Regions from separate parts of the Homo sapiens genome. Here region 2 is linked to region 1. A link is an interaction called in ENCODE POLR2A ChIA-PET data of the cell type or tissue named here. Cell type or tissue: A673. All regions are shown on one strand. Links, peaks and the distances in the headings refer to the core of each region. The heading gives the core; the rest is flanking DNA. Region 1 has its middle 50 kb from the start of ARX. Region 2 overlaps POLA1 (DNA polymerase alpha 1, catalytic subunit).

Region 1 (2,831 bases), core at 39-2,538:
CTCAAAGAGATATTTGTATACCCGTGTTCATAGCAGCAGTACTCACAATAGCCAAAAGGTGGAAACAACCCAAGTATGGATCAATGTGAAGTTTGCCCTCAAAAATCATTTTGTCAAGCTTATATAATAATCTAAACCCTTATGGATGTGGATGAAATAGCCAAATATCTACTTATAGTATTTAATTATTAATTATACATACTTATTTAATATCACATATAATATAAACTGAATGTTAATTTCAAAATATTTCTCTTTTCCCCCATTCACATTGCATAAAATAATGCTATCCTCATTCCTTACATGCTTGTGATCACCAGAATCATGTTCTGAGTCTTTTCACAGCGAGATTCTAGAATCTCCAGCTGGGTTAATGCATACACTTGGGAGTACAGTAAAGGTTTTCCAAGTGGTACATTGGTGACAGTTTTAAAAGAATCTGTCCCCAGATCCTCAAATTTATAGACTCTTTTCCAAAAACCGACCTCCTGAAAGTACATTTATGATAGAGGAGCAGGTTCTCATGTCTGCCTCCCCTTTCATAGTCTCCCCTTTCTACCTTTACCATAGGATGTTGTACAAGCATGTAAAAACCTCCAGGGTGCCAAACAAAGGGTTAATTCCAAATACGGTACCGGCATCAGTGTCGAGAAGGTGAAAGACCTTAATGACTACATAACAAATTTTTTTGCACTTAAGGTGGTTTCTAAGTCTTTGCTTTCAACAAAATTGAAGGAAGACCAAATTGAGTTGTCAGCTAACAGACGATTAAAAATAATTTCTGATGATAGATTATCATGTGATTTTTGGCATCTAACTGGGAGAAAATTCAAAGACTTAAGTGACATAGCTATAAACAAAACTCTTTCCATTTCCAACTTTCTGTTTATATAAACAAGTTTTCTCAGAACTTCCATTTACAGAAAATGAAAATAAGTGGCCGGGTGTGGTGGCACTTTGGAAGGCTAAGGCAGGAGGATGGCTTGAGGCCAGGAGTTCAAGACCAGTCTAGGCAACATAGCAAGACCCCGCTTCCACAAAAAAAGAAATTAGCTGGGCGTGCTGGTGCACACCTGTAGTCCCAGCTACTCAGGAGGCTGGGGTGGAAGGATTGCTTGAGCCTCAGCGATCAACACTGCAGTGAGCAGCCTAGGTGACAGAGCAGGACTCTGTCTCTTAAAAAGAAGAGAGAGAGAGAGAGGGAGGGAGGGAGGGAGAGGAAGGAAGGAAGGAAGGAAGGAAGGAAGGAAGGAAGGAAGGAAGGAAGGAAACTAGTAATATAACTGATGCCAAATGCAGTCTCATTCTGGCAATGAATAATATTTACTTTTAATACATCAATTAAGGAGAAAAGGTCTCATCTATCTCATTGAGAGATTCTTTTCCAATATAATTTTTTAAGTTTGATAAACATTTACCAAAATTTGTCAAATATTTGTAATTTGATCAATTGTATAATTTGATCCACTGTGTAACTCTATCTGGGATCAATTTGGTAACATGCCTTATGATCACGGGGAAAATTTTTTCACATTTCAAATACACACACATGCACACGTACAATTTGTTGCCAAGAAATATGATAGAGAGACTTCCCTGTGTTAGGATAAAATTCTGTGAGGAAAATGAAATGTAATTATTATTACATAGAAAATTATAACAACATAAATTTTTAAAATAATTTGTGAGCTTTTTTAGGGGAAGATGGGTTTATTGAATCATTATAGAATTTAGATTTCCTTAAACAAATTTAAAGACTGACATAGCAGTTTTATTCTATTTTTTTCCCAAGAGTGGCAAGCATTTGAAGCAGTTTTATTCTGAAATGTCAATATTTACAATATGCTAGAATTGCATCCTCTGTAACCACTTAACCTTGTGATTAAAACTTTAAATACCAATTTAAAGTATGAGAAAGTATATTGCTTTTCAAAATTCTCTCAGTGGCTTGACAAGTAAATAAGTTTGAAGCCCACAGTTCTCTAGAGTCTGCATCTCCATCAAATCCATTCTGTCTGAGATACATAATTATTTGAACCTGTGTATGATGCTGTCACTAGAAATTTTATCCCAACTAAAAGTGTCCATCTCCATAACATGAGAATATTGGATTTTTCATTCATCATGTACATGTATACTTAATGCTTTCTGCCCTAGAAAAAAAGATTATTTTTAAAGGGTTCATTTATAACATCATTCAGTATTTGGCAATGTGAGGTCATATACCCAGGCCTAATTACTGAATCCGTGCTAAATTTTTTTGCCTCCATTCTACAAATTTTATCAGGTGACTTCTGTAGAAGCACCACGCACTAACCGATTGTGCCACTGGAGCTCCAAGGTGACTTCTATAAACATCCAAAACTCTCAGGAGTTAAGATCATTTCAAACTAATATGTCTTGCCCAAATAGAGGTCATCCCATAATGAAAGAGGTTTTATAAGAACTCACATATAAAGTGATGCCTTCTTTTCTGAGGGATAATTTCAGGAGAAAACCTCACTCATATATGGGCATATGTGGTACACCAAAATATAAACAGTGATAGTCTCTATTATTTTTGGTATCTTCCAAATGTTATAGAGTGAATATGTATTATCTTTATAACTAGAAAGAAGAATGTATTATTAAATAAGAAGAGCTAGCCTAATAGTAATGAGCACCCCATGACCCAGATTGTGATTACTAAATACTAATTCCCACTAAAAGGAACCAGGACTTTTTGGAGAAATAGCAAGGACAAGAAAAATGTGTAAGATGAGCCTGGATCACCCTGTTATGCCAGAAAGCAAAGAAACTATAATAATCCTGGTGCTGTATCAAAAGAACTA
Region 2 (2,831 bases), core at 270-2,769, 100 kb after region 1:
GAGCTATGTGAGGAAGTGTTTAACTCTATCTGGAGACCACAGAAGAAGCCAGATTTGGGCTGAGGGACCATGAGTAGAGACAGAAGAGTTTGAAGAAAATTCAGAAGTTTAACTTAGAAAAGAAAACATGCTGATCCTTCACTTACCAAGCCCACCTTGGTATCAGCATGTTACTGTTTTCCAACATCTGGTAGGCTTTTAGTTTGTTATACATAATTCTAGCACATACTGATTCTGCACACAGTGTACAACGGATACCAAAGTTTGACATCCAGTCAGATTGGTCAATGGGGGCATACACCCTCTACTGGGAATTTTAAGGTATCGAGCCCTTCCTTCCCTATAGTGATCTGATATAGGGGGATTTACAAGGTTAACTAGGTTCGTTTAATTGCTGCAGTCCATTCACCGATGTCCTTATTGATTTTTTAAACTATAGATATATGGTATAGATAGCTTACCAGCACAGGATTTAGCAGCAGAAAGGTTTCTTACCATCTTCATGGGAATCTCACTGAGACTCTCTATCTGCAATTGGTGAAATAGCAATAATGCCTCCCAGAATTAGCATCAGGAGTAAATTGAGACAAAATGCATAAAAAGGGCCTGTACTGTGTCCGGCACATAGTAGGTACTTGGCTGAGGACAGCTACAAATGTTATGCTCTTTTATTGATATATTAATTGCCTATGGAATTATGAGACTTGAACCATATGTTTTTCCCCATGGAATCTGTGAGGAACTACTCAGAATTACTCTAGGTGAATGTGACTGGTGTCAAGTGCCTTTCAAAATACGCAGTATTTATTAATATGGTCCATAACTTGAAATTACAGATTCCCTAATAACGTATTATAAAGAGCCTTAAGTATTTATTTGGTGTCAGCTACCTAATTTCAATACTTCTTGTGTGCTCTGCGCAAGGCAGTAAGCTAAATTAAGACATAAATGTCAGGATAACATTTTATACAATTCAAGATTTCTAGGATGTATATAAGAACATCAGAATTCATGTAGAGAATTCACTCTTTAGTTGTTTGTCATAAAAACATTTTTATTTGAACTCTAATAACTATAATTTACTTTGTAAACTTCCTGGTAAACTCAAATCTTTACATACAATCAACTTATTAAAAAGCATGAAGTGGCATATGACTATTTCCCTTCTGGGGGTAGAATTAATTATCATAAGACATTTATTAGCTGAAAGTCTGTGAATTGGTGGATCTTCAGTAGAATCTAGCTAGAAGGTGTGTCTGTATAGCTAATGGTGTTCAACTATTTTTCAAGAATTTTAATGCCTTTGGGTAGAGCTTGCATTCCCCAGCTTCCCACCAATCAGCACTTCCTGCTATCTGACACCCTGACATCTGATCCTTGATTGTGCCTGCATTAGATCATAATGCAGAACAAACTTGACTCAATTAGCACCTAGGGAAAAACTTAAGAGTAACGGCAGCACAAACTCCTTCAAATTTCACAACTTTTAGGTCATGAGGGTTTTAGTGATTTGAAAACAACTTCTACGCTGCCAAAACAGACTGGCAGGGAGTTATTAGTTTGGGGGAAAAATTAGGTATAACTTATTTCTAAGTGGTTAAAAATGGGATTTTGCTGACATAGTATATGTTGCCTTTTGTTTTTAAGGAATTTTTTAAAACATTCTATAGATGCCTTATATGATTACAAATAAGAGTTCTGTATTATTGTAGACTTACCATAATATATCAAATGAGTGGCATTTACTGGATTTCAACTATGTACATGTATCTTATTTAGTCTACATACTTACTCTTTAAAGGACAGGCATTACTAAAACATTACCAAGTTATTACTGATTCTGCAATATCTCTTTGAGAAATGCTGAAAAATGAGTTTTTGTCCCTATTTTAAGACTGGAAAACTCACAGCACAGTAATCTTCTGGAGACTTCATAGAAACTCTACAACAGGAACCCAGGTTTTCTGACCCCCAAACCTATGGGTTCTCTACCGGCTGTAACCCCTGAAAGAGGATTTTGACAAAGGTGAGACAAAGAGTCTTTTAAGACGATCACTTACAATCCTGTGCGACTGCTCTGAGCAAGAGTTGGGGCAAGATGGCTCTTTCTTCATCACGATGAATTGGAATCAGACATGCCATTGAGTTTCTTGGCATATTAATATGCTGATATTTTACTGAAGGTCATCTAGGTTCAGGTTTATTTTGTATATAATCTTTAGAACTGAATGCCTCCCACCTAAAACACTTCATAATAATGTTTGTTATTAATCAGGCCTTTCTATGTGTATGTTTTGGGGTCAGTTTTCAGTACAAAATGATTATTTTAAATATGCACAGATTCTACTATTCCTTAATAAAACCCACAGTTCAAAGAACTAAGATGACCCTGAAAGTTGTTATTACTATTATTTAATCTAAGAGGATATGTTGATTTTATGTCATTGAAGGGAGAGGAGAATAACTAAATTGGGACCATTCTTATATAGTAGTGAGATTTCATGGGGTTACCCATTATATATATTCAAAATTAAAACTATTAATAGCTTAGAAGGAAACTCTTGCAGACTTTTAAAATAATTATATCCATCTCACAAGTCATGTTGAAAGTTTTGAATAGATAACCAGCCCACATTAGTAACAAGTGCAAAGGCTGAGCAAACACGAACAGTCCTATGAATCTGCAGCATATTATATAAGGAGATGGAATAGTGAAGAGCATTGGAGTCCCGCAATCCTGAGTGGAAGGTCTGGATATGCCATTTACCAAGTAAGCTATTCAACCTCTCCAAGCCTTAGTTTCCTCTCTTCTAATAATAATTATAGTACCA

What was found. Peaks named below come from ENCODE experiments on the same cell type or tissue, not always from the same donor. Only the 100,000 strongest peaks of a DNase experiment are listed, where the experiment ranks them.
Region 2: POLR2A ChIA-PET joins it to region 1 with 8 read pairs; 2 of 35 experiments call an interaction of 5 or more read pairs at or near these places.

Annotation. Positions count from the first base shown.
Region 1 is chrX:25,064,687-25,067,517 of GRCh38, reverse strand. No RefSeq gene overlaps it. Among named protein-coding and RNA genes, the nearest start is that of ARX, 50 kb to the right of the region's middle. In A673, for the core only: a CTCF peak has its summit at 63; DNase peaks (open chromatin) are centred at 67, 357, 1,207 and 1,965; H3K4me3 peaks cover 605 bases; H3K27ac peaks cover 2,500 bases.
Region 2 is chrX:24,962,581-24,965,411 of GRCh38, reverse strand. The region is part of intron 36 of POLA1 (DNA polymerase alpha 1, catalytic subunit); the gene reads right to left. Among named protein-coding and RNA genes, the nearest start is that of ARX, 52 kb to the left of the region's middle. In A673, for the core only: no CTCF peak of the experiment used is centred there; a DNase peak (open chromatin) is centred at 1,341.